Linked DNA regions of Mus musculus: regions 1, 2, 4, 5, 6 and 7 are each linked to region 3. A link is a loop called in an ENCODE intact Hi-C map of the cell type or tissue named here. Cell type or tissue: heart. All regions are shown on one strand.

Region 1 (4,000 bases), 120 kb after region 3:
CAATCTAAACATTCTCTTAGGCTGCAGATAAGAGAAGTAGGCTCCATTCCAAAGTGGGAAAGAAATTCTGCTAGCATTGTTTAAATCAGGCAAAATTTGTTCCTGAAGTTGCTTTTTACCCCAGCAGACATAAACTGCGATAGCTTCAGCTTGCACTGTGGATTTTCTGTATAGAATATATAAAACATAACTTCAAGCTTATGTCTTCTTTTTAAAACATCTGAAGTATGGGACGCCCTGGCCGTTCCATCCAGTACTAAATGCTTACCGTGTGACCCTTGGGCTTTCAGCGTGCACTCAGTTCCGTAGGATTCCAAAGCAGACCCCTAGCTGGTCTTTGAATCTGCATGTACTTCACGTTTTCTATATTTGTAACTTTGCATGTATTTTGTTTTGTCATATAAAAAGTTTATAAATGTTTGCTATCAGACTGACATTAAATAGAAGCTATGATGAACACCTGGCGGGGTTTGTTCTCTCTCCAATGCTCCGAGTCCACTGTTTATCGCCAGGGTGGCTTGGGCTCATTTCACATCCCTGTCCCTGAGGGGCCTCGGGTCTTACCTCTGGTCCTGTCTTGTTTCCACTGGCTTTGCATCTTCCCCTAAGTTATACTTAGCCCTGCTGAAACACAAAAGCACTCCTGGGGAGGAGGGGTGGGGAGAGGAGACAAGGGGGTGGGGAGTAGAGTTCTCCTGCTCGGGAAGAGGTTTGTTTCCTTTTCTTTTCAATGTGTATCAGTGTTTTTGCCTACATATATGACTGTTCACCACATACATTGCCCTCAGAGGTCAAAAGACAGATCAGATCCCCTGGAACTGAAGTTACAAATGGTTGTGAGCCACTGTGGGTTTGGGGACTCAAACTAGGTACTCTGAAAGAACAGCCACTGCTTCAACTCCAGGGGGAGTGGTTTTTGTCCTGAATCCAGATTCATTTTTTCCTCTCCTCTCTCTCCCTCCCCTCCCTTCTTCCCCATTTGTTTGGACATACTGATCTACACCTCAATCCTTAATTATTTTGAGATCATGTTAATTTTTCTTACTGAACGTCAAAGGCTATTCTGGAACTCACCAGGTAATCTAGACTGGACTTGAGCCCAAACTGTTTCTCCTGCCCCAGTCTTTCTTGTGCTGGCATTGTAAATGCTAACTCCCATACCTGGCTCAGACATAACTGTTTTTTGTTTTTTTGTTTTTTCTTTTGAGACAGGATATTTTTACATAGTCCTGGTTGTCCTTGGAACTCACTATGTCAAACAGGCTGGCTTTGAACTTACAGAGATCTGCTTGCCCCTTGCCTCCTGAGTGCTGGGATTACAGGTCTACACATCTTAGAAATAGATTTTCTTGATTAAAATGAAACTTAAGCTCCAAAGTGCCTGTTTTAAGCCCTCATAGCTCAGATTTTGCAATTTCAGGCTCAACCTTTTGGCCCAAAAGGCCACACTTGCAATTCACTTTGCATACCTGTGTCCATTGTAAGGGAAGGCACGGGCTCATGGTGCAGGTGTCCATTGTGAGAAGGCACAGGCTCATGGTGCAGGTGTCCATTGTGGGAAGGCACCAGTGCAGCTATATGATGCTCACTACTAGGGATTTTCCTGAGCAGCCATCATGTACAAAGGCATGAAACTTGAAGAAGTGGTGGAAACCACAACGTGATAGCGCCACCTGCAGGCCCGTAAGGATCACCCAACCCTGCTGGGGAAAATCCCACTCACAGAATTAAGACAGTCCTGATATTCACAGGTCATATAGGAGAGCTCTTGGGGAGCAACTCCACCAAGCAGAAAAGAAGCCTAAAGACAAAGATCTGGGCAAGTGCTTTTTCTTAAAGTCAGGGAGGAGTACACAGAAGGTAGTGGGGGATGGGGGTACTTGGGGGTGTCTTTCGATGCTACTAGATCAGTCAGCAGTGTAAGGTGGCAGCTTTGACCAGAACAGGTCTGACCACACTGGTTCACCTGCTCCGTTGGACAGGGTACAACGGTAGAGGATGCTGAGGCATTGATGCCCACCTCCTGCAGGACTCAGTCAGTCAGTCGACTTTGTACCAGGAATGAAAAGATAATGCCTTGAGACAGCATTAATTGCAAAACTAAACAAACAACACAAACTCAAAAGCTTGACTTAACTGAAAATACCCTTCAGGATCAATCCTTAACGAAAGTTTAACCATTTTCATGCTACCTTTTGGGCATTTTCCTACTTATTTAGAAGTAAACTCTTCATTGGCAGTCATAATTTTCTCAGCTGCTCCACTAAACGAGAAGACCACGTCAGAATGAGCAACTGGGGTCACCACCTAGCTGGCCCACCTTTCAAGAACTGCAGATTCTACAGAAAGAATTTTTACTTAAAGAATAACGACTGCTAGGGAGACAGCTCTGTCTGGGCTTGCTTGGCAAACATAAAGGACAGGACCACTCGATCCCCAGAACCCACATTTAAAAGTCAGACATGATAGTGTTCACTTGAACTGCAGCAAGCACTGGGGAAGTGGACTTGCTGGCTAGCCAACCTAGCCTGCTCAAGGGGCTCCGGGACAATGAACAATGAGAGGACCTGTCACAAAAACAAAGTAGATGGCTTCTGAAGAATGACACCCAAGACCTCTAACCTCTGCATGCACCCACACATGAACATACCCACAGAGAGGGTTTTTTTTTTAAGAACTTAAGTAAATATGACTGTCCTTATCTGTCCCCAACAGAGTGTTCTAGAGAACAGCCAGGCACCGACTTTATCTTCCCTTCTCCTTCAAGGACTTCAAGGTGCCCTCTGCCTTTGAAGGAAAAAGATCTGTACAACTATCTACTTTATCAGGAACCTTAATTCAGGACCCCAGCTTTTCCAGACTCACAGCCTGACCTGACCAGCTAACCCGAACAATTTGTGATCATTTTCCAAGTACAGCAGGTGACCTCTCTTGCTACCCAGAACTCTACTCCACACTGGAATTTGGCTGCTCTACCCTATTTCCATCTATGAGTTCCACCCACATTGTCCAGGAAAACCACCATCTGGCTGGCTTTCATGGATTTGTAGGATGCCTCTTGAATGGAGTAGGGCTCCTTGAACCTGTACGTATTGTACGTATGACTCTGCTGGTCCCAACTCCTGGGTCTTATAAGTTCCTAGATGATGCTGTGCTGAACCCATCAAGCACAAGGCCTTGTATGTCCACACACTGGAAACTATATCTGAAACCCCTGGGAACTTGCTATACAATGTGATGGGTCCCACCCATAGAGTTTCTGATTCCTGAGACTGGGGATGGGGCCTGGAAATGTACGTTTCTAACAAATTCCCAGATAATAACATGTTGCTGATGCAGACATTATCCAGAGAAATCTCCTGCCCTTCTGGAAAATCAAGAAACCGAAGGCTGCCCAGCTCTGACACACAAAGTGACCAGATATCTGTCTGGGAATACTCCCTTAGAAGGAGAGAATTGGGCAAATGACAAAAGGCATGTGGAGGGTGTGGGTGAGCCCTGCTGTGTGAAAGCCATGAAGCCCAGCCTAGTCCTGAGGTCCACCGTTACTGAGAGGTTTAATTAGTCCACATGAAAGCCATCCCGCCAATGCAGGCTTCTGGAACTGACATGTGCCTAGGTCACTTAGGCTAGTTAAACACGGGCCCTGAGACTGCAGGCCTGGGTGGGCTCTGTAGTTCCCAGAGTCTGTGGGGTCTGCAAGCTCCCAGGTGATAAATGGCTGCTAAGCGGAAAACCAGAAGCTGAAAATCAAAGATGCCAAGGTTCGAGTCACCTGTACTCCCCTAGCCTTGGACAGGCATTTGGCGGAGTCATCAAGGGAGGGTGCAGAACCTGGCAAAGGAATCTCAGGCTCTCTGGTTTCTTTCCCTTTGTTTGTAAGGGGGATTTCTGATAGGATCTTAAGTAGCCCTAGCTGATGCATGGAATTCTTCCTACCTCTCAGGCTCAGCTACCCTCTATCACTCCTAAGGAGTTCTCCTAGTCAAGAGAATTAGTG
Region 2 (4,000 bases), 130 kb after region 3:
TCTCGGGCACCAACCTTGCTGTTCTTAGCCAATTACCTTTACAGCCCTAAACACTTTGTTAGTGTTTCTGGTAGGCCACCAATTAATATGTTAACACTTGCCTGAGCATTCAAAACAGCCACTGCACACTTACAATGCTTTATACTATTTCAGGGGAAGAGCATGTATGGAACTCTAAACTCCCAAGTATATGTGCTCAGTAGCATTTGATAAGCCTTGATTGTAGCAGCTATGACCATGGGACCTGTGGCACCTCATGAATGGATGTGGGAACCAATTGTCATTGTCAACTGTGACAATGGCAAAAGAATGCAAATTAGATGCATGCTAAAGAGTCCTTCCTCAGATCCAGAGCCGGTTAGCCTGAGAAGAGTTGGATAATAAGGAGGAGAAGAGTGAGGTGAAGAAGATAATGGATACCCTTGCAGACTGACCTTTCATAAACAGGAAGGGGAAAATCCACATCCAGCCTAGGTGGGACCTTAATAACGACCCAGTACTGAACACCTGGCAATCAGGGATGCTCAGCATCCAAGCCACTTGAGCTGGAAGGACTTTTAAAGAAGCAGCAATAGCATCACAGCCTGGTTTGTGAGGCCAAGGAAGCAGATGGGACCCACTGAGCACGGTGGAAACAGGAAAACTGGCTAATATGGCTGCCCAGCTCTCCTCTAAAGAAAGGCTGCATGACCTGAAGCAAAATCATGGAAAACCAGGATCCGATGGATTGTGAGCAACCAGGACACTTAGTCATTGCCCAGTGGGGTCCCCCCCAAATGTCAGGAGCTGACAGATACAGGAGGGACAGGTATTATTGGGGAGTTGCATATGAGAGGGTGGTGGTAGATGCTTAGTTCACCGAGCTGCATAGGGCTGGAGTCACAGGAGGCTTGAGAGAGGGCTGGCTCAGCAGAGGCCAGGGACCTCAGTATCTTTGCTGAGATCCATGGTGGAATGTGATCCTTATGAGGTCGGAGAAGCTTGGGGGGTCTGAATGGTTGAGAGCAGCATGGAAATAAGATTAATTAATTGAACTCTAGAGGGGACGAGAGGAGGGGCTAAGCCATTCTATTCTCCTCCTTGGCACAATGCAGAGAGTGATCTCACACAGGAAGCTTTTGAAGGAGAGTTTATTTCATGTCGGAGGTTGGGTCTTGATGGTCGCTTTATTTATTTTTAAGTGTTCTTAACTAACCGAAGATCTAATCAAATGGAAGACTTTATCAAATAAAGACCCACTTGTGCATACCGGAGTTACCCCTTTTTCTTGTCACTTCTCAACATACTTGAATTTCTAATATTTGTACATTCACAAGATGTGTACCAGAGCCCGTGGGATCCCGGAACACCCACATCCCAGGGATGGTCCATTACACCTAGGTAGCCTTCCTGCCATTGTCTGGGCAGGGAGACAATGCCCTTGGCTATGATCTCCCTGCTCCTGTACAGAAGCCTCCCTCTTCAACGTCCTTTGAGGCAGGTCTGGGAGGCCATGTGTGAGGCAGGGCCAGATGTGCAGACTCTGCATCTGGTTCACATTCTAATTTGTCTTGTTAGCACCTGAGCTTCTAGAATTCCTCTTTATTCTCCAGCATGCTCTGTCTTCTACCCTTCCTGGTGCCTCTGAGAACAGCCCTTTGTTAATAATCAAGAGGAATCTGCAGTGTCTTCAGTTTGGGCGCTGCTTCCCATCACCCTCTGTCAAAGCCCTACTCAGAAAAGGACTGGAAAGCCAAGGGAGGCGGGCGGTAGCAGGGATGGTTCATAGATGCAGTACGGAGGAATGAGGCCCCAGAACGCATTGCCTCTAGGCTAAGTGGCCTTGAACCTGTCTGAGCCTGTGTCACGGTTAGTACAGAGTTGCTAAACTAGAAGATTCTGGGTCCTTTCCAGTTCTGCATGCAGCAAACCCTAATTATGTCCTTAAGCGTGTATATAACCAACAAAATTTCACAGATTATTGTCTTCGAGTAGTAAAACGTTAGACATTTTTAATTTTTGTTTTATTTTGTTTTTCTCTGAATTAATTTGCAAATAATCCTCACAATGGCGGTCTTTGTGCCATGTCTGTTCACATGCACAGAAAGTCTGTAAGTCTACAAAAAAATGCAAACATCTTTCTAAGAGAGGAAATAAATCAACCTTTAAAATAAAACAAACAAACAAACAAAGGCAAAAAGGTGGCAGTGAGGTGGGGGCACAGCTAGAAGTCCTCAACACAACTTCAATAGCTCTTAGTTCTGTTGGGGTAGCTAGCTGGCGAGTCCACCTTCAGGCTGAAAATTCGTTGTAGATTTTTCTGGTGCCATCTGCTGCCCATTACAGGAAAGGCAGCTTCATTTAGTTCCGTTGAAGACAAAGGCTGCATTCTGTTTTGAGACAATCTTACCTATCCTTACCTCTAGAACTCACTTTTAACTTCATCTTCCAGTAGTGATCACAAGAGGAACACTCCAGAAAGTCCCTGTGTTTAAGGCCTTGGGACAGTCACAGGTACCTGTGAGCTTCCTGCCATGGGGCCGGGGGCATGATTCTGGCTCCCCTCCCCACTGCACCTGCGCAGTAGGGAAGGCCCTCGAGGAATACATTTTTACTGCCGTCATCTGTGTATATAGACAGATCTGTAACCTATTGGCCTTAGGGCTCACCTTGACCTCAAGTATCCCTAGGGACCCCAAAAAAGCCCAAAGTCCCGGGCACTCAAGTTTGTCTCCCTCCTCACTCAGTCCTGCTTTTCCCACATACCCAGGAGAAAGTGGTGACTTTTCCACTTTTGGGGGCTCCAGCAACATGGCATGGTGGATGGGGGTGGGGGTCCAGACAAATGGCAGTCCTTCTAAATTGTCCCTTCCCATGAGGTTGCCTGAAAGAGGCCCCTTGTCACTGGCGACTGGTCTTAAGGGGCAGGACAACAGATGTACCCAGCAAGGCTTCCTTCAGCCCCCTTGGCTGTGGGCACTGGAAGCTGCCCAGGCTGTAGTTCTTCCCAGGCCGGTCTTAACATCGAGATCTTCACGTGGTTTTATCAGTGAAGAGTAACAAGAGGCTCCAACCTTCCAGGGTGGAGGAGTGATGCAGGAGCCCTTGATTGGTCCTGCTGTGGAGGGAAGGGCTACCCTATTTGGAGGGCTGGAGCTCGGTAGAGAGGCCCCCTCCCCCTGCAGCGCCTATATAGCTGAGTGGTGGCCGAGGGAAGGTGTTCCGGAGAAGTGAGGGCTCCAAGCTTCAGAGGCCACAGTAGCAGAGAACCGAGGTATGTGGCGGGGATTTCCCAGACCAAGCAGTGGCTTGTGACTTCCCTTCCAGCCCCACCCCCTCCTGTCCCAGGCAGGGAGGGATGCTAGGAGCGCCCGCTCATTCATTCCTAGCTGCCTCAGTATTCCTATGCTCTGATGCTACTGGGAAATGGTAGGTACTTTGGGGCTAACTGGTGGGAATTTTGTTGCTGCTTTTAAGCCCTTGCCTATGAAACTAAGTCCTGTCTCAAGAAACCTGTGTTTTCATTAAAAAAAAAAAAAAATGGTTGGGGGGGGGGGGGTCAGGGCTCACTCTTAAATGTCTTTTATGCTATTACTCTTATTTAAGATTTCTACTACCACAAGGTAGTCTGACACCACGGTGCTTATTCGGAAGACCAATGAATATTTACTTTGTACTTGAACTTCTTTGGGAGAAAGTTGGTTTGAGTTCATTGGGGTGAGAGGAGTTAGAAGCTTTGTGCTTTACCCACTGGAGGACTGAGACAGGCAGGGCTCACAAGGATGGGGCAGAGAGGCCCCTGTGCGTCCTACATACATGACGGGGTATGTTCTTAGACTGGAAGAGCTTGGGTCTTCCTTTGTTTTTGTTTTTTTTTTTTCTTTTTAAGATAAACACCAGTGTTGCCCCCCAGAGCTAAACAGTCTAACATGAGCATTGAGCCTGTCTGAGGTTGTTACAATGAGTGACAGAGGCATGCCTACTCTGATATCCCAGGGACCCATAGTAAATCTTCATCTAG
Region 3 (4,000 bases):
ATGCAGGCAAACACTCATGTATAAAATAAAATAAGATACATCTCTTAAAATAATCATAATTAATAATAATGATACAGGAAAATCTATGTGCATGAACCTGCCTCTTGACTCTCCTTTCAGATACTTCCCACTGATCTGTCTAATTTGCTCAAATGCTTATAATTTCACAACGTTTTAATAATTGGTAGAATTATCCTATCTCATGATTCTTCCTAGAAAAGGTTTTCTAGCTATTCTTTTTTGAATTGACCAATAGTAATTGAGTGTATTATGGGAGTACATGGTGAGTCTTGTTTTTGTTTTAAGACCGCCCCTGTGTTGCCTAGGTTGGCCATAAACTATGGTCTTTCTACTTCAGCCTCCAAAGCCTGGCATTATAAGCATACGCCACCATGACCCTCTGTGATGGTTTGAATATCCTTGGACCAGGGAGTGGCACCATCTGGAGGTGTGGCCTTGTTGGAATAGGTGTGACCTGGTTGGAATGGGTGTGTCACTGTGGGTGTGGGTATAAGACCCTCACCCTAGTTGCCTGGAAGTCAGTCTTCCACTAGCAGCCTTTGGATGAAGACATAGAACTCTCAGCTCCTCCTGTACCATGCCTGCCTGGATACTGCCATGCTCCCACCTTGATGACAATGGACTGAACCTCTGAACCTGTAAGCCAGCCCCAAGTAAATGTTGTTTTTTATAAGACTTGCCTTGGTCATGGTATCTGTTCACAGCAGTAAAACCCTAACCAAAACACCCTCCCATGAATATAATGTAGGATGGTCAAATTTAGTTAATGTACAAATCACTTCACATTCTTGTTTTTGTAGGAAAAAAATATTTTAAATGTATTCTCAGTAACTTTGAAGTATAGGATAGATAATTATTAGCTCTGCTCATCATGAATTTAGTATGAAAGACTCATGTTTTTGTGAGCCTTAGAAGTAATAAACTTCGTTCTCTCCTCCACAAATCCTTATGGGCGATTGCATTATGGCCCCATTCACCTTACATTTTACTTGGCTATGTTTACGACTTGGAATCTTTCAGTCTAAGCATACAGTTCGCATTTCCATTTGTCTAAGTCCCTGGTCTTCAGAAGCCTTTTGGAGTCCTGTTACTTTATCCCTTTTACATTAAGTTTAAGCCCAAGGCTTTCTCTTTTGCACCTCCAGGATGGACAACCTGTCTCTTTCCAAACTTGCACGAGGGTGAGTCTGTTGTTTTTTCTTAAAGCATGGTGCTGGTGTGGGGGTTGGATGCAAATGTTGTTTCTAACTAAGGGTATGTCCAGCAACCCCTTTTTACTTAGTACTTACTATGAAATTTAACATGCATGTTTTCTAGATGCTTAAGAAAGACGCCATCACATCTAGTCCCTTGGGTTGAAACTAAGTAAATCTCATTTTAATTAGTCTTAATGTATATGTTCCAGGAATAGAGTATTAATGATCTTTTGAGTCTCATATAAAATGCTTTAATACTTCCCTTATCAAACATTGTGAAGTTTAACAGAAAATTAAAGGGAATAACCAGCCTATTTTGTGACACATAGTGTCCATAAATATCACAAGTGCATATGACTATTGATATAATTAATAAATTTTATTTTACTTATAGTTTTACAAATTGTGGGAATTTCAGGTGAATCTGTCCCTTTTAATGTGGCTTCACCCTTGTGAGGATTTGAAATTTAAAACATATTTATTTCATAATATTTTTGTATATTTGAGAACTTTAATATAGTTTGCTAATATCTGGGTGAGAAATTTGGGACTCACAGTAAGTGCTTGAATTCCTGATCCTGCACTACTCTCACTGAACACTGGGGGGCAGCATTGTGAAAGAAACCCAGCAAGGATCCTCCAAAGCGTCATGAAATGTTCATACAGTTAAACCTTAAGTTGAAGGTCTGTCCTTGCCATTTCAGACTCTTCCCAAACTGTTTTTATTAAGTGTTTCGTGTATAAAAATCACACAATAATAATAATTCAGTAAGAACGATGAGAGTACCGTCAAATCCCTCACTTTGATCTTGACTCAGTCTTTGCCGCTGACCATGCTGTAGGAAACTGTAGCCTGCCACTGGCCCCGCCCTCCAGCCGTTACCGCTCTCTGCTTCCTTTCCATAGTGCATATCGAATCCTAGCGTTTTTGATAATTTCCTTCTTATGGTTTCAGGTCCCAAACTTTAGCGCCTGAAGTGTAAGTTCTCAGGAGACGGTTTCGTCCTAATATGTATACCACAAGCCCGAGAGAGATGTACAGCAAGTGTTTGCTGAGTAAATGATTGGTGCTGATGGGGGTTTGTAATGATGGTGGCAAGGGCTTTGAAGGTGGTTATAGTGGAGATGGCAGTGGGTCAGCACAAGAATCAGCAGCTGATGCTGTAGCCGTTGCCATGATACTTACCTTCTTATGGTTGGCAAGGGTGATCTGGGAAGATGGAATCCAAACCTAAGACCAGATGACTTCTAGAAGGTTCTAGAGATCTCAACCTCTGAAAGAGCTTTGTCAGCGTGTGAGCTCTGGCATTCAATTCCTAAGTGGAAATAGGGAGGATTGGTCCTCATGTGCATGTATATACATGTGCATATATATATATATATATGGGGTAGGGTGGGGTGGGGGCACCACACTCCTGCATTCCGGTCACAATTGAGGCTCCAAAGAGAAGAAAACACATCAAACCTACAGATCAGCCCAGCACATGACTGGGTGAGGAGCCACAGGCAAAACTGTGCCTGCTTATGTTTAACACCAAGGGCCCAGGGAGGAGCTGCTTGCTGTAAAGTGAAAAACTGAGCCAGCAGGGGGAGCTAGAGGGAGAAAACGGTGGATGGCTATGATCAAAGTACATTATATAAACATGAAATTTTCAAAGAGTAAAATATATGAAATACTTTGGAGGGGTTTTTGCTTTAAAAATACGATTTTTTAAGATTTATTTTTATATGCAGGGCATGCGAGGTGTCTGGGGAATGGGGGCTGCCTGTGGAGGCCAGGAGAGTGCCTTGCATCCCCTAGAGATGGGAGTTGCAGGTGGCTATGAGCAGGGCCTCTTGGAGGAGACACAATGGTTCTTAGCCACAGAACCATCATCTCTCAAGCCCCAAGGGATGGTACAAGGGAACCAGAACTTTCCAAGGGTGACTGGCCACCAGAGGGAGGAAGTGTTGGAGGCAGGCAGAGTTGGGAAGGAGAATCACCATGAGGGAAACATTATGAAATTTGACCTGCGTTCCATCATTTTATATGCTAATTGAAAGCTAAATGAATCAGTAAAAGAAAATTCTATTAACGAATGCACTCTATTCATGAACTGCAGGGTTGGCTAGACTCCTGGAACGCATACCAGACACTGAGAAACCTGCCTGCCATCCCTGCCCAGGCTCCTTAGGATTTTCAACAAACCATAGTCACCCAGATTGGCATGTGTGAGATCAATCTACACTGTCCCAGGCAAGCAGCCCCCAGCCTCTTCAACACAAAAGCCAAGCACAAGGGTATTGTGCTAGAAATGCAAGCCCACGAGGTAATCATGGGAGAATCAGGCTCAGAGGCAGCAGAGGAAGAATTCCTGCATCCCAGATACTCAGACCATGGAAAGGGAAGATACAGTCCAGATGTCTCCTGACCAATGTGCCTCTCTTCCAGGGAGGGTGTGGTTAGCAGGGGCTCATCAAAGAGTCTGGGGAGCCCTGGCCTAGGCCAGGTACCGGGTTCTTCTGGATACTGGTGTCACTGGGATCTCAGAGTGCACTTCTGCTCAGAGAAAGTTTAAATTACAATGTCATCCCAATACATCTAGGCAGATGGAAAAGAAAGAGCCAGCCATTAATGGAAAGTAACTAAGCCTCATTAAAGTCCGAGAAAGTCATGTCCATACACTGATAGCCACAGCCCTCCAGTGTCTCAGGCCAGCAGAGAGAGAAGTCCTGGCCATAAGGGGCCTTCCTCTGGCCTTACATGGACTTTTCAGCCTCCTCCTCCTCTTCCTCCTCCTCCT
Region 4 (4,000 bases), 660 kb after region 3:
GGCTACCATGTGCCTCTGTCCCTGTCTCTGCTCACTGGGGATTCCCACATCTTGGCAGCTTTCTGGGCAGTGGCCGTGGCTGTATAGTCTTCTCAGACCACCAAGACTTCTGGTAGAGTGTTGATAAAGATGATTTCTTTTCTTCCTTTCTCACTTGCTTCCTTTCTATGTCTTTCTCTTGCTAAGCATTCAGTCATGATGCTGAAAGAGAAGTGAGAGTCCTGGCTTTAGGGGAGATGCTCTCAGTGCCTTCTACACTTGGTATAATGTAGGCTATACATTTGGTTTGCCCATCTTTCATTATGTTACGACATGTTCCTTCTACTCCTAGCTTTAACAGAGGATTTTTGTCATGAAAAGATTTGAACTTTGTTAAAATCCTTTCTGATCAATTGTGATGATCATGTGATTTCTGAGCCTACCTCTATATTGAAATGCTATTTTTCTTGGTTTGGGTTTTATTGCTGTGAAGAGACACCATGACCAAGGCAACTCTTGTAAAGACAAACATTTAATTGGGGCTGCCTTAGTGTTTCAGAGGTTCAATCCTTTGTTATCATGGTGGGAGGCAGGGCAGCATCCAGGCAGACACGGTGCTGGAGGAGCCGAGAGTCCTACATCATGATACAAAGGCAGCCAGCGGGAGACTATTTTTTGGCACAGTGTGGAGCCTGAGCACAGGAGACCTCAAAGCCCACCTTCATAGTGACATGCCTCCTCTAAGAAGGCTATACCTCTTCCAATAAGGCCACACCTCCTAATAGTGCCACTCAGGATGGCCAAGCATTCAAATATGTGAATCTATGGGGGCCAAATGTATTCAAACCATCACATTATTACACCGCATGTGCTGAAACATCCTTGTTCCCCTGGAATAAGAATATCCTGTTCATGGTGAGTCACACTTTCTATGTGCTGTTGAATTCAGTTTGCCAGCACTTTACTGAGAGTGTATCTGTGTTTATCAGGAAAAGACGATCTATAGTTTTTGTCTTTATCCAGCTTTAGTCTCGGGGTAATACTGGCCACATAGGCTGAGCTTGGAGTGTCCCTTTGTATTTCATGAAATAGCTTGGAGAACATTGCTATTAGTCCTTATTTAGGGATTAGTAGAAGTCGGCTGTGAATGAATCCAGCCTGAGCTCCTGTTTGTTGAGTGGCATGTTACTGCCTTAATTTCATTGTTCACTATAGATCTATGTGGTTCATACCTTCTCAATGTGGAAGGTCATATGTGTGTCTAGAAATCTGTCCATTTCTTTTCTGTTTCCAGGTTTTGGAATACGTGGCAGTTTGGATGAGAAATGTGCTTATAGGCTCAGGCATTTGAGTGTTTGCTCCCCAGTTGGTGGGGAACCGCTTGGGGAAGTTTTGGGAACACAGCCTTGCTGGAGGAAGTTGGTATCCTGGGGTGGGCTTGGAGAGCTCAGAGCCTCACTCTATTTCCTGTTCACTCTTTGCTTAGCACTTGCAGTTCAAGGTGTCAGTTGTCAGCATCCTGTTCTGGCCATCATGCTTGTGACTTGTCATGCATCACTGCTATTATGGACTCTACTATAACCCTCTCAGACTGTGAGCCTAAATAAACTCTTTCTTCTAAAAGTTACCTTGCTCATGGTGTTTCATCACAGCAGCAGAAACTTAACCAATGCAGTATTACACAGCACAGCCCCCCAACAGGCTTTAAAGCTTCTTGGGACTGTGGTTGTATCCTGGGCTAGGACGGACTCTTTTGAGTCAGAGTAGCCCTGGCTTATACTATGGAAGTCTTTGATTCTCCTGTGATCTCGCTTGTGCTATCAGATCCTTTCCTCTCTTTCTGTTTTTGGTATAGACTCTGTCCGTTGTCTCTCTGATTTCTATCAACCTCTGTACCACACAATCATACAAAGGCTGCTACTAATCTGCCATCCTAGTATGACCCCTGTTTTGGTTTGAGTATAGAGTGTCCTCCACAGGCTCATGTGTTTGAACACTTGGTCTCTAGCTGATAGCACCATTTTGAGAGGCTGTGGGACCTTTAGGATGTAGGACCTGTCTCGCTGATGCTAACATCCAGGGAAGGCTATCTTACCTCCAGTTCAGTCTAGATCTTCGCCTGCAGATCTGCTGAGATGTCAAGAGCCCAGCCACAGGCTTCCTCAGCTGAGAAGCAAGCTGCTCCAACCACGTCTTCCTACTAGTGATGCCATGAAGCTATGAAGCCAAAATAAGTCCTCCCTCAGTAACTAATGCATCCCCTATCAAAGTATGGTTTTTAAATGTGTATTGCTTTTAAATATTATTTTCAACATACAGTTTTCCAAAGGTATCTATGGAACCATTGTAATCCAGAGATGATCTGAGTTTATTTCATCCTCTGGCTCCTTTGAGAACCTGACTCTGGGGGCACCTTCGTCTTCTGCTGCCCTCTAGTGGTGACTCCTTTGCCTTCCCCATCCCTCATTAGCATCCCAGGGACTAAAACTGCAGGGATGCATCTTTTTGCTTCCCATTGCTACTTTTGGATGTTCCCTGGACCAATTAATTTAGGACATTTGTCTGAGCAAAGAAAAACAAAATAAAGCAAAAACAGGATCTCAAATCTGGCAGTTCTCAGAATCAGCACAAGTTCTAAGAACTTTAGACAGCAATGCGATCAGACGTTTTAGAAAATTGGAGGTGAGAAACAGACCGTAACTTAACGCCTTAGTCAGCTGCTCAGCTGGTTACCACTCAGTTAATCAGCTACAAGACCCCCTGCACCAACCAGCATGCAACAGATGTGGTTAAACTCAACATCAATTGGATCTTTATTGCTTAGGTGGGAACCTAGGCCACATCCAAGGACTCATCAAGTGTTTTGTGATATATAGTGTCTTACTTTTAGCCCAGGCTGGCACGGGACCCACACAAAGTCCAGACTAACCTTGAACTCTTGACAAGCCTCCTGCTTGTGCTTTCCAAATACTAGGATTAGGTGTGCATAACCAACCCCCAGAAATATTTTTTCTACCTTGTTGCTAAAACCTCCAACTTTGTATATTGTATGGTCTCAATGTGTGTTAGTCAGGATTTTCATATCTGTGACAAAAACTTCAGCAAAATAGTGATTTTTTTTTCAGTGCAAGGTAGTAAACCTGGGGCCTTGTTTATGCAAGCCAGACACTACCACTGGGTCACATCTCTAGGCACTAGGGAGCCTGTGTTTCTGGACTCCATCTTATGGAGAACGTTGTGGTAGTGGAAGCTTGTGGAAGAGCAGGCTGTTTACCTCATGGTGACCAGGAAGCAGGTACATCTTTCAGAAGCCCCCTGTGACCTTAGGTCCCATCTACTGAAGTTTCCAATCACATCTCAAATGGCATCAGCAAGTGAAGATAAACTGTTCAACACAAGAGCATGCAGGAAATATTGTGTGAAATCCACAGCAGAATATATCAAACCAAACCTACATGGCCATCACCTACCCCTGGAGTGTCATATTTTGAGGGGACATCTCTATTCTCAATATTCTCCTTGGTACTATTCCTGTCTGGCTGTTTGGATACTCATATAAATAACCTTCCCAATATCTTAGATCTCTTCTTCCCTCCTGTGGTTTTGACTTTTGACTTTTTAAAGCCATGCTCATCTTTGGTCATGCCAGAGAACTTATTTCCATGACTGCAGATCCCTCAAAACCTCTGCTCTGAAATGACTCCCTCTTGATAGCAGGTGGTTGTATACAACGGTGCCATGGAAACCAAGCCACCGTTGCACACATAGGTGAATGAACGATTAATTTTCTGGAGGAAGAGCTTCAGCTAATATACTTAAAGATCAGGCATGGTGCTACACACCTTTAATCCCAGCCCTTGGGAGCAGAGACAGAAGGATCTCTGTGAGTTCCAGGCCAGCCAGAGCTACACCTTATCTTTAAAAATAAATAAATAAATAAATAAATAAATAAATAAAGCAAGCTTAAAGGAATTAGCTCTAACCAAAAAGGTGGCTGTGCTATGCTCAACAGAAGGGCTGT
Region 5 (4,000 bases), 290 kb after region 3:
CTCCCTCTAAGGAGGAGCACACCAGTGAGCTCTGGGCGGCTCTCCACCTCTACTCCCCCACCGAGAGAAGCCATGCCTATTGGAGAAGCATTTCTGACCCATCCCTCTGAGCTCCTCTTTGGACCACACCAGTCCTCATTGGGATGTTCCTATCTTTTCCTTGTAACAAACGTCAAAGTCAAACCTCCTTCTCATAATCCCAGAGAGCCCCTCTCCACTTACTTACACCCTAGTTTATTCACACGTCTACCTACTTTTGCTAGATTTTTGCCTGCTCAGTTCTCTTGATTCCCCCTCCATCTGTAAACCTCTATCTTTTCCTGCCCACCCACCTAGACTGCACTTCATCTGCAGATTTTTCCTAGATAAGGTATTTTCCTAAGGGATTGATGCTATGGTTTGCCTAAACTACACTGCAATTACTTTTGTTGCCCTTGTCACCCTCCCTCCACCACAGGGATCCCTAAGAAATCCTTTTCAAGGTATTTTTTTTCCAGTGGCACACAATTCTAAGCCCAAGCAAGCTTTCTTTTTCCTTTTTTTTTCCCCCTCAAGATAGGGTTTCTCTGTGTAGCCCTCGCTGTCCTGGAACTCACTCTGTAGACCAGGCTGGCCTCGAACTAAAAAATCCACCTGTCTCTGCCTCCCAAGTGCTGGGATTAAAGGCGTGTGCCACCACTGCCCAGCCCAGCAAGCTTTCAAGACTGAAAACTCAAGGCAAGCCATGGTAACATTACAAAACCCTATGTTAATAATAATAATAATAATAATAATACCAGCCTAACACAGAAACTGGAATCACTTAGAGTCAGACACCACAGTAATCATAATTTTCTTTAAACTCTCAAACCAAATCTTCTTAAAATCTAAAAACCTATAATTTGTAAGGATTTTTAAAAAATTAATGTACTCCATTATAAAAGAGGCCCCAGCTCTTTATGAAATTTGTTATTTACATTTCCTTTTGTTTTTATTCTTGCTTTTCTCCAAAGTTCTAAAAGGCTGTAAGAAGGAAACAGACAGAACACACAGAGCCCTGCTAGTCCCAACAGGACTTAAGACCAGGAAGTCAGGTGACGCTTCATTGCTACAGACAGCCTGTCATGCTCTGCACTGGCTCTCACGTGTATGACCAGGGGCACTGCCTTCTGACAGTTGCAAAAATGCTAGTGTTCAGTCACCAAGTTTTAAATAGTCCCTGACAGCACTGAGGAAGTCTAGACATTTCTAGTAACACATCTGGATGAACCTGAACTATAAACTATTCACCCACCTACACTACAGTCTTGTCTCTGTCTCCCTCATAAAAACACGTGTATATGCATCTCTCTCTCTCTCTCTCTCTCTCTCTCACACACACATACAGAGAGAGAGAGAGAAAGACAGAGAGAGAGAGAGAGAGAGAGAGAGAGAGAAAGAGAGAGAGAGAAACAGACATATGGCCACATAGGTATCCACACGGTCACAAATGCACATAAGAAACAGGCACAGACATATTCAGACACAGTCCAATAAGCCTCAGAACTCATCCCCCAAAGCAGAGCTCTTATACCAAGCAATGGTCATACCTTCAACGGAATCTCAGTCTATCCACAAAACCGTCCTCCAGTCAGTGTGCGACCCACCACGCCTGTGCAGTCTGTGACTGTCCTGAGGTGCAGCAGGAGCTGCTTTCAGGTGCTGAAGTAATTTCAGCTCTTATATCCCACACGAGCTGGCCAAAATTGTATAACTAACCGCACCTCATCAAATGCTATTTGTATTACACAACAGCCACCGCCTGGTGACAAGCAGTTACTGCAGGCCTCCATTATCGTCTTGAAACCAGTCTTGCAGCAGGCTTCTTCAGAGCAGGCTGGGTCTGTCATAGAATCCCAGCAGCTGCTGCGGTTGTATTTCTCAAACCCAGACAAAGAAGAGAAATTAAAACCTATCTTTTCAGACAGTTCAGATGAGCAAGTCTGCCCTTGCTGCTGCCAGCTCAGTGGAAAGGGAGATTACTTCTACTCACTGACAGTTTTTCTTTCCCCCTATCAGAGCCCAAAGACATCAGATTGCAAAACTTAAAGAATTGCAGTGATGCCACGGCAGGACCCCATCATTACAAAGTAAGCAAAGTCAACAAAAATAAGCTCTCACAACAAACCACACAACCCAAGTCCCTGGGGTGTGGAAGACAGGACCTATCTACAGTCCCAGAGGAGGAAAAGACTGCACAGACAGACAGACAGACAGACTACCCTTCCTAGTCTTGATTCCATCACAGGGCCAGCAGGCACTGAAGTGAGGCAGGGAGCACCTCCCCTCCTGGGACGTTCCCTCATCTGTCCCCATCTCTTAGAGTAGACTGCCCAGACCAGAGGGAACACAGACAGGCTCAGGTGAGAGGCAGAAGAGGCTCTGCCAGCAGAGCTGCACACCTGAGAAGAGGGGACCCTCGGCCAGAGAGAGAAGAACCAGGAGAACAGAGAGGGCCACTGTCCAATTTCTTGATGAAATTGCTGTTGTGTGGAGGGAAAAGAGGCCATGGGGCCAGAGGAGAAGACTCCTGGAGCAGGAGAAGCCTGGAGAAGAATGGGACCCCAGAGGGCCAGGACACTGATCCCCGCATGCCACCCACTGAAGCGTCAGTGGACCCAGGGAGCCAAGCATTAGTCAGAATGCTCTGGGGATTCCAGAGAAGAGGCGCTGCAAGGATGTAGAGGAACTCAGAAGCAGAAATGAGAAAGGGCTGTGGAGCCGGCTCCCTGGTTAACAGCACCAACTGTTCTTGCAAAGTACCAGAATTTAGCTCCAAGCACCACAGGGTGGCTCACAATCACTAGAACTTCAGACCTGAAGGATCCAATGCCCTCCTCTGGCCTCTATGATGACTTCATAGGACAGGGATACACACACACACACACACACACACACACACACACACACACAGATGGACACAGAGAGAGACAGACAGACAAAACACATCTAAGCATAAAATTAAATAGACCTTGAAGAAACAAAAATGGTACAAATAAACTATGATACTCCCACAGCCTAACACAAACCTGCCTCACAGGATTTCCCACCGGCTAGACCCACACTGCACCTGTGTCGAGGGAAGAGCTGTGCGTGCAGGCAGAGCACTCCTGTTAATCTCTACAGTGGGACTCCTGTGCTGTTCATGTTTGCCTGTATTTAAGCTCTACTTATGTCTCTCTCAGTGTAGTAAGAGGCAAGTGAGCAGCTCTGTTCTTACCAACTGTGTAGGGTTAAATTCAAGACAAAAAAATAAGTCAAAACAATTAAAAGAGTAAACTTGGACAAATGCAATGAAAAGATTTAATTCATCAGAAATTACCAGCTGGGCATGGTGGCATATGGCTTTAAATTCAGCGCTCTGGGAAGGGCAGGTGGATCTACAGAGCTAGCTCCAGGACAGCCAAGACTATACAGAGAAATCCTGTTGAAAGAAGGGGCTAGGACCATCATGGGAGAGACTAGAAAAATGGCTTTTTAAATAAAGGGCTAACTGTGAACCTGAAGCCCAAGTTAGACCCTCAGAACCCCTTTCAAAGATAAGAAGCCAGGCATGGTGGCACATGGTTGTGACCCAGCACTGGGGAGGGAGTGAGGATGGTCCCTAGGACTTGCTGGTCAGCTGGTTTAGCCTGACTGGTGAGCTACAGGCCAGTGAGAGACCCCTATCTCAAAGGAAATGACATTGCTGGATGGCACCCAAGGTTGTCCTCTGGCCTCTACATGCCCATGCACACACATATATGCACACAAACACACATGCAGTTTAAAAAAAAATGAGTACGCACTTGAAAACATCTCATTTTATTAATGTAATATCTTTTTTGTTGCTTTTTCTCTAAGAATTTAGAAAACATATCAAGTGAGGTAAGACAAATAAGGCTATCTCTCCTGCGCACATTGCTTCTAATTTTAAACATAAGTAATTTTATAAGTGTGTGTTCAGACCAGGAAACTAAAAGGTGGCCCATGAGAGAGATGG
Region 6 (4,000 bases), 400 kb before region 3:
CTGGGTGTGTACCCAAAAGACTCAAACTCAGTTTGCCATATAGACACCTGCACACTAGTGCTTGTGAGATATTATTCACAATACAAGGTTATGGCATCAACCTGGGAAATGTGGTGTATATACACTGTGAATTCTACTCAGCAATAAAGAAGAACAAGACAACACCAGTGAGGTGGCTCAGCAGGTAAGAGCCCTTGCCAGGGAAGCCTGTCAGATGGAGTCTATGCCTGGATGGCATGGTGGAAGGACAGAAGACATCAAAGTTGTCTTCTGACTTCCTCATCACATCTCTCTCTCTCTCTCTCTCTCTCTCTCTCTCACACACACACACACACACAGAGTAATAATAATACAAAAAAGGACAAAAATAATTTCAAGAAAATGGATGGAACTTGTTCTTCATATTATGTGAAAACCAGACTCAGAAAGATACATGGCATGCTTACTCTCTAACAGGAGACTCAGCAGGGGGAAGGAAGGAAGAAAGAGGTGGGACCATCAAGGGCGTGAGTGAAGGGAGGGGACATGGTAAGAAAGGGTAACAAGAGCCTATCTTCAAAGTGCCTTATGTGCGTGTGTAAAAAAAAGTCACATAAAGTCTATTGCTTTGTACAATTACTATCCATTAGTTTAAAAAAGGAGGAATCACAATCCCTTTTTGGTCGAAGTGATAAGATGGTGAGAATGTGTCCTTTGCATTTTCGCAAAACTGTAAAAAGAAAGTCTAGGTCTCTGGGGGAAAAGAAATCAGTCAATAATCAAAGCAAGGCAGTGTCAAAACACTTGTGATGTCAGCTTCCAGGAAGCTGAGGCAAGAGGTCTGTGAGTTCTAGGCTACATAGCAAGCCTGGGCTATTGGGATACACTGTTGGGATACCTTTGTGTGTTTCTGGATTCTATTAATTCTGCAGAGGCAGAGAGCTAAATACTAGCTGCAGCTTGGTGTTATTACTTCTATGGCCCCTCACCGGTCTTATATTTTGTAAGTAGTTGTTATTCCTCACTGGCCTAAGGCAATCTAGAATTGTATCTGCTTGGCTGTAATAAAAATCTGACGGCTAATAACTGGGCAGGAAGTGGAGGGTGGGTCTTCTGGGCAGAGAGAGGGACGCTGGGAGAAGAAATGAGACTCAGGAGATTCTCCAGCAAACTTGGAGGTGGACTTTTGTCAGGCGAGATTAGCATCTGAGCAGACCCTATAATCACAAACGTTCTCAATAGGTCCACTAGGAGTCAGTAGAGACTTCCTCTCCGGTTACTCTCACTTGGGTTCCCAGATGTGGGCGGGGTTGGAGGACTAAGGTGACTGAGGAGAAAGGGGGCCCTGGAATATATCAAAGGGTACCCTCATCTTTGCAAGCAAGAGTTTGTCGGCCCAAGGAACCAAAAAGAACGTGGAATGGAGAGAGTGAAGGGAGAAGCAACCGGGTGAGGCTGGAGGAGCAGGAAGGCAGCAGACAGTGGAGGACTGGAGGGGCGGGGCTCGGACCTTAAGCGCAATGCCGGCACTCTCGGGGTGTTCAGGGTCACAGTCAAATGCTGTGGTCAAAGATTTCTAATTGTAAGGTGCAGCTTGGAAGCAGAAAGTTCACATTTGGGAGCCGGAGTGAGCATAATCAGAAAGGAGGCTCTACTGCCTCCTAGTGGACATTTTGAGATCATTGGTGATTTTGCATTTTTTTTATCTTGCTATGAAATAATAGGGGGAGCCCTATTATTTCATAGCAGAGACTAGTTTTGATGACCTGTGTTCTTTTTGTTTATTTTTTCATTTACCACAATTTTAAGTTATATTGTTCATATGTTTCTTCTATATCTCCCTGCAATATGTTCTCTCTTCATATAGTTCTGTCTGAAGTGGCTTCCAAAAAAAGTTCTTGAGTTAAATGCCTGGCTCTAAAAGCACAAAACCTTTGGGAGACTGGACCTAGGTGAAGGAAACTAGGTCACCGGGGACATGACCTCATAGGGGGTTATTAAGACTCAGACTTGCTATTTCCTGGATGCCATGTAAGGAGCAGGCCTCCTTTATGACGCTCTCCTGCTGTGATACAAGGATCTGACTCACCCACCCCAACAGAGTTAAGCAACCCTGAACTGAAATTGCTGAAGTCACGCAACAAACCAACCAAAAAACCGCTTTCTTCCTTCCGCGTGATTTATTCCAGGTATTGGTTATTGAAACAGAGAACTGACTGACAAACTTGCTAAAGGCAATATTCATAGTTGTAAACCCTGACGTATAAAGAGTTATTCTTCTAAACGGTATGCGTCAGTTAGGAGAATGGTTAGCTGCAGGCAACAAAAACATCTGATGGGAAATGTAAATGAGGAAAATACCTAAAAAAAAAAAAAAAAAAAAACCAAAAAAACCAAAAAACCAAAAAAACCAAAAACCAAAAAAACATCTGATGAGATGGCATTGAAAAACGTAAGTTTTTTTTTTTTCTCTTTTTGCTACCTGAAGAAATCCAGCTGTTAAAAATTGCCAGCCTGGTGTGGTTTTACGGTGGCAGTGGCATCAGGCACCCAGGCTGTCTCTATTTCTGCTTCATTATCCTGCCATGTTGATGTTGTCCCCACATGTGTTATCTCATGGCTGTAGCATCACTAGTCCAGATCCAGGCATCATGTCCAAGGGAGAACTGGAGGAATGAACAAGGGTGGTGCCAATCTCGTCTTCTATAGAAGAAAGAAGTATCCCAGGAGCGGCTGCACACATTGCTCCTGTGCCACTGCACACATTGACCTGTGCCTCGTCCAGAATTGTGTCCGAGGTTTTGGCTTCAAAGGAAGTTGGGAAAAAGTCCTTGTTTAAAGAAAACAATAAACATGAGTTGGTTTACTTTTTATTTTATGTGTATGAGTGTGTATTTTGCCAGTACTAAGTAAGTACACTGAATATGTGCCTGATGCTCTTAGAAGCCAGGAGGGAGCACTGGAGTTATAAGCTGCCTTGTGGATGAGAATGTGAAGACCTGAACCTGGGTCTTCTTCCAGAGCAGCTGCTGTGACTAGCTTAACTACAGAAGCCCCTCCCCAAACAGGGAAATTAGGTCTGCTCAGGAGTCAAAAGTTTTGGCCTCTGGAGAGGTTGGGGCTAAAAGATTAGAGGCTCATCATGTGCTAGGAATCTGGGAGAGAGGGTGCCGTTACCAGAGATATGAAAACCATACAGACCACCATACAGAGGGCTGCTAGGGTCCTGTCCATCACGGACTTCGTGAGAACCCCGATGTTGGTACATCACTGATGCTGAAGGTGCGATCTGACAGATTTGAGTCTGTGAGTCCTGGGGGACTGCGAATCACCAACATTTTTATATTAGTAATGACACAGGCCTCATAGGCTATAGACAAATAGACAATGACGTGCTATTGCTGGAATATCAAGAGCCATCCTGTCTTGACTACAGCTGTCTTCATCATATTTAACATTGAGTTTAGGAGTGAGATCCCTCGGGCAAAAAGGAATCAGTAGTTAGATACTTTGGATGTAACAAATCTCTCTCTCTCTCTCTCTCTCTCTCTCTCTCTCTCTCTCACACACACACACAATTTTAAGGAGGAATTCAGTGGTGGAAAATTAAAAGGAAAATAGAACGATATAATCATTGAATATATGGCATCTCAGCAGTGGAAAAAAGAATTCAGGAACTAAAACTCAAATTTAACTTTCCACCCACAGGTTGGAGTGAAGATACAGGTGGACTTACAAATGGGGGTTGTCTTTGTATTCAGGAGGAAGACATTCTTTTCTGTTTATTTTCTTAAAGACAACATTTATATTAAATGGTTCTCAAATTTAAATGCCCTTGTGTCTTAGTTTGAGTCTCAGGTGCTGTAGTTACACACTGACCAGAAGCACCTGTGGAGGCTGAAGGATTTTTTTGGGCTCACGTATCCCGATGGTAGTCAGCACACTGAGAAAAGTCACGGCAGGAACTCAGGACAGGAGCAGAGGCTGAAACCACAGAGGACCACCAAGTACTGGCTTGCTC
Region 7 (4,000 bases), 420 kb after region 3:
AGTCAATTTGCAGATGTCATGACCTCAATATAGACGTCAATACAAAAGCTACTCCCCGAAGCTACTAGAATCAACAAAGTCAAATTTCAGGATACAAAACTAACACTCAAGGCTGGGGCCTGTGGTGGAGCAATTGTCTAATCTATGTGAGACCCTGGGTCCCATCAACTCTGCAGAAATAAAAGTCACAGACACAAGGGCAGGTGGCCTGGCTTGTCATCTGGCTGCTTGTCCTCTGGTCACACCCAGCACCTGTGTACTTCGGCCAGGCCATGAACGCTCCTAGGCTGCTGGGGATTTGGCTGCTCCCATTCTCAGCTTTAGGAGACAGTAGTCCCGAGGGGGGTGGAGGGTAGACTCAGGGCAAGCTGCAGATTCTATTAACTCCAGAGGGAACCTTCTCCAAGGATTTACCTCAGGCTGGAGCATTTTCTAGACAGCTTTTTCTCAAGTTCCTGCAAGGGATGGAAGAATGGGGCTGTCAGACTTACAGATGAGGACAGCCAAAGCCTCCAAAAATCAGGACGAACTCCTGCTATCTCACGAGAGCTGTTCCTGCCTCCCTTGGATGAGAAATTGCACACCCTGCTCAGTTCCTACTCTGGGACTCTGTCTCGGTTTCTCACTGCTCATTAAAGCTTTCCCAGAGCCTTTCCTTCCTTGTTTCTGTCTGTGAAGCTTCCCCACCTCTGCTCCACCATTCATTTTAGAGCAATGATAGCTCACAAGGAGTAGAGTTCCTGAATTCTCTCCTCCCCCACCATTAGCATTGCTGGAAGGGGGTCTAGCCCCAAGGACAGGAAATGGACTATGAGGTGCAGAACGCTTAGGGATAATGAAAACCTCTGGGTCCTGTGACAATGCTGCTGTCCTCACAAGCTCCCAAGGGGAGTCTGCCACGCTGTTGATTCAGAACACAGCTTCCTTGGTGGTTTGAATGAGAATGGCCCATAGGCTTATATAGACTAGTTATTGAGACCAGTCTACATACAGTTGGTTAGGAAGGACTAGGAGGTCTATCACTAGGTCATAACATTCCTAGTTAGCTCTCTTTTTCTCTGCCTTGAGCTGGGGGCTTAGATGTAAGCTCTCAGTTACTGCTCGAGTGTCCTGCCACGCCTGCTTGCCGCCATGATGGTCATAAACTCTAACCCTCTGAAATTAAGCAAGCTCCAAGCCCCGGATAAACTTTTTCTTCTACAAGTTGCCTTGGTCTCAGTATCTCTTCACAGCCACAGAAAACTAAGACAACTTTCAAGTAGCAAGGGACAAGAGAGGGTAAAGCAGAGGGGTGGAAACATAAAGGACTAGTTTCCGGAGAGGTCAGATGTGCTGCCGAGGCACACCTCATCTCCACGGTTTTCTCTGCAAGGTCCTGTCTCAGTCTGGGTCACATGAAGGCCCAGTCCAGTCAGATACAGGCAAAGGACTACCTTACACCCTCCTGTCCCATCTAGGAAAGAGGCCCTGTCTCTGGGGTGACTCTGTAATAGAACACGTTCCTCAGGAGGGCAGGGATGGCAGGTGAGCTGTCCAGCATCCTTGGCCCTACTCCAGGCCCCACCCCTAAAGGATCGACCTTCACTTTTCCAGCAGCAGTTTCACTTCCTGAATGATGACGGTCTAGGTACGTGCAATAGCCCTGCCACGCCACCCCCAAACTGGCTCAATGAACCCTGCCAATGTCCCTTTAATGGAGGAATTAGTTTACCCCACTTTCTAAAGCAAGTGACACTCAGGTAATTTGTCCAACCCCTCATAATTAAGAATCTGCCCTTTTCTCCCAAGGCATTAAACCATAAACCACACACCTTTGGAACAAGAAAGGATAAGATTAAGATGACAGGTCAAAAGCTAAAGGGTAATTAACGATGATTGGCAAGTGACATGTAAGGCCAGAAGCCACGCTATGCTCTTCTAGTTCCGGTTCCTTTGTATTACACCAAGAAGCTCCCCTGGGCTTGCTGCCCAGCCCAGGTCTGGACCCACGGGATGAAGCACACGGTCCCAGCAGAGACCTGACTCTTCAGATAGATCCGATGGTTTGAAGGGTAGTTGGCTGTCATGGCAATCGGTGGAAGGCCACACAGGGAAGCCTCAACTCAGAGAACTGCCCACCTGTTCATACTGAAAGGAAAATGTCATACTCTCCATTTGATGAACGGTTGTTAGAGGGATATTTGTAGGCTGTATAAAGAAATAATAAATGGCCAGCTGACCTGGGACTACAGTGAATTGGGGATCCTTGCTCAGGTAAAGCCACCTTTACAACCTGCTTCAAGAGGCCTGGCAATCTTTTTTTTGTTTGTTTTTTGTTTTGTTTTCTTTTTCGAGACAGGGTTTCTCTGTGTAGCCCTGGCTGTCCTGGAACTCACTCTGTTCAAGCTGGCCTTGAACTCAGAAATCCACCTGCCTCTGCCCCCCCCCCCACCCCCAGTGCTGGGATTAAAGGGGTGCACCACCACTGCCTGGCTAATCTCCTTTTAAAGAAAAGTCAAACACCAACACCACTTAAGTCTTTTTCTTAAATGCAAGGCAACCAGTGACCATTAGTTTGCAACCTCTGCTCCTCAGTGACCATGCCATCTTTTCTTGTTGTACCTCCAGAAAGAATGGAAGTGGTCAACTGGCCACAGGTGGTACTTTCGACCACAATGCCAGGGAATGGGTCTGGACTCTTCATCACATGAACACCACCAAAAGCGACAGAGGTAGTTTCTGCTTTGGATTTCCTGGAAAGTGTAATAGTGTAATTTTCCTGGAAAGTGACAATTACTGTGTCAACTAGTTTATCTAACAGAAAAGAGAACAGGCTGCTTTTAGGCAAATACTCATTTGATAGGGGGCTTGGTTTCTACTGCTTCTACTATACACATGCCTGCCCCCATTTCTTTCCTTGTTCAACCCCTAAGGCATTAATTTAAGCTTTGGAATTTTTTTTTCCTAACACAGGACTTTTGCAGAGATTAAAATAATATAGAATTCATGAGAGTTCTGTGCACAAGGTCTTAGAAAAAGAAATCGTTAGCAGGGGCTGGAGAGATAGCTCAGAGGATAAGAGCATGTACCACTCTTCAGAACACTTGAGTCTGGTTCCCAGTACCCATGTGAGAAGCTCAATAGCTGGTACTTCCAGCTCCTGGGCATCTGGGCTCTGTGCACACCCATGCCTATGTGCCATATACTCACATGTATGCATAAGGTTTTTTATCTTAAAAAAGTTCCCCATCACTATGGAGATTTAGACCTTTTTGTAAAGCACCAAAGAATACAATTATAGTCAATGCATGCAAGTCTGATTTTGGCTTGATAAGAGGTATTTTGTGTATCCGAATTAGCCACCTAGATCAGATTACTAGTGTGATTAGGGTCATTCCTCAAGGGCTATTAGAGAGGGATTCTAGCCCAGGCAGGAGTCTTGGGATGCTCTGTGGACCTGCACAGGATAGAAGAGTCCGTCTATGATGTGATAAACAAGGCAGGTAGAGTTGAGGTAGAAGAGTCCACTTATGATGTGATAAATGAGGCAGGTACAGTTGAGGGTATAGCTGATGTGGAGTGCTAGCCACAGTGAGGCCTCCAAATTGGACACTGGAGAAAATGTGGCTGACTTCCTTGGATACACAGAGCTATGTGTAATAAAGCAGAAAAAAAAGGGATCACAGGACCACACAACTGGGCTTGGTTTTTGTTTGTCTGTCTGAGAAGGGTCTGTGTCTTGGATCTACTAGGACTCACTCTGTAGACCAGGCTGACCTCAAACTCTGAGATCCAGCTGCCTCTGCCTCCAGAGTGCTGGGATTAAAGGTCTGTGCCATACTACCACATCCAGCAGGAGCTTGTGTTTATATGTTCCCAGCTGTCTGTAAATCAATAAATGGCATTGAGGTGACCTGGAACAGAGGTTGCCTCGGCATTTTGCACCCTTCTGTGATATTGGCATTTCCCCTCCTTTGTGGCATCACCCCTTCTGTAATATAATTGCCACCCAGCTCTTTGC

The links. Peaks named below come from ENCODE experiments on the same cell type or tissue, not always from the same donor. Only the 100,000 strongest peaks of a DNase experiment are listed, where the experiment ranks them.
Region 1: it touches region 3 in a loop (4-fold over the local background); 41 of 42 quality-filtered maps call a loop at or near these places.
Region 2: a loop joins it to region 3, with 5 times the contacts of the local background. A loop is called at or near these places in 41 of 42 quality-filtered maps.
Region 4: it touches region 3 in a loop (2.5-fold over the local background); 3 of 42 quality-filtered maps call a loop at or near these places.
Region 5: a loop joins it to region 3, with 7 times the contacts of the local background. A loop is called at or near these places in 22 of 42 quality-filtered maps.
Region 6: it touches region 3 in a loop (2.6-fold over the local background); 12 of 42 quality-filtered maps call a loop at or near these places.
Region 7: it touches region 3 in a loop (8-fold over the local background); 22 of 42 quality-filtered maps call a loop at or near these places.

The regions. Positions count from the first base shown.
Region 1 is chr2:131,937,973-131,941,972 of GRCm38, forward strand. All of the region lies in intron 2 of Prn (prion protein readthrough transcript), which reads left to right. Prnp (prion protein) reads left to right here. Exons shown (of 3, transcript NM_011170.3): 3 at 1-464. Among named protein-coding and RNA genes, the nearest start is that of Prnd, 11 kb to the right of the region's middle. In heart, a CTCF peak has its summit at 1,689 (motif pointing left); no DNase peak of the experiment used is centred here.
Region 2 is chr2:131,947,663-131,951,662 of GRCm38, forward strand. All of the region lies in intron 3 of Prn (prion protein readthrough transcript), which reads left to right. It overlaps Prnd (prion like protein doppel), which reads left to right and starts at 3,199. Exons shown (of 2, transcript NM_023043.3): 1 at 3,199-3,253. In heart, a CTCF peak has its summit at 2,315 (motif pointing left); no DNase peak of the experiment used is centred here; H3K4me3 peaks cover 617 bases; H3K27me3 peaks cover 488 bases.
Region 3 is chr2:131,818,427-131,822,426 of GRCm38, forward strand. 5330413P13Rik (RIKEN cDNA 5330413P13 gene) reads right to left here. Exons shown (of 3, transcript NR_029381.1): 3 at 1,580-4,000. Among named protein-coding and RNA genes, the nearest start is that of 5330413P13Rik, 27 kb to the right of the region's middle. In heart, CTCF peaks have their summits at 1,816 (motif pointing right), 2,798 (motif pointing right) and 3,010; a DNase peak (open chromatin) is centred at 2,765; H3K4me3 peaks cover 476 bases; H3K27ac peaks cover 670 bases.
Region 4 is chr2:132,483,238-132,487,237 of GRCm38, forward strand. Gm14095 (a long non-coding RNA gene) reads right to left here and starts at 3,364. Exons shown (of 3, transcript XR_866754.2): 1 at 3,254-3,364; 2 at 2,075-2,196; 3 at 1-201. In heart, a CTCF peak has its summit at 2,415 (motif pointing left); no DNase peak of the experiment used is centred here.
Region 5 is chr2:132,109,774-132,113,773 of GRCm38, forward strand. The region is part of intron 1 of Slc23a2 (solute carrier family 23 (nucleobase transporters), member 2); the gene reads right to left. Among named protein-coding and RNA genes, the nearest start is that of Gm14051, 32 kb to the right of the region's middle. In heart, a CTCF peak has its summit at 1,785; DNase peaks (open chromatin) are centred at 1,098, 1,768 and 2,488; H3K27ac peaks cover 304 bases.
Region 6 is chr2:131,421,739-131,425,738 of GRCm38, forward strand. No RefSeq gene overlaps it. Among named protein-coding and RNA genes, the nearest start is that of Smox, 68 kb to the right of the region's middle. In heart, CTCF peaks have their summits at 1,254 and 1,614 (motif pointing left); a DNase peak (open chromatin) is centred at 1,303; H3K4me3 peaks cover 867 bases; H3K27ac peaks cover 460 bases.
Region 7 is chr2:132,234,649-132,238,648 of GRCm38, forward strand. No RefSeq gene overlaps it. Among named protein-coding and RNA genes, the nearest start is that of Tmem230, 11 kb to the right of the region's middle. In heart, no CTCF peak of the experiment used is centred here; no DNase peak of the experiment used is centred here.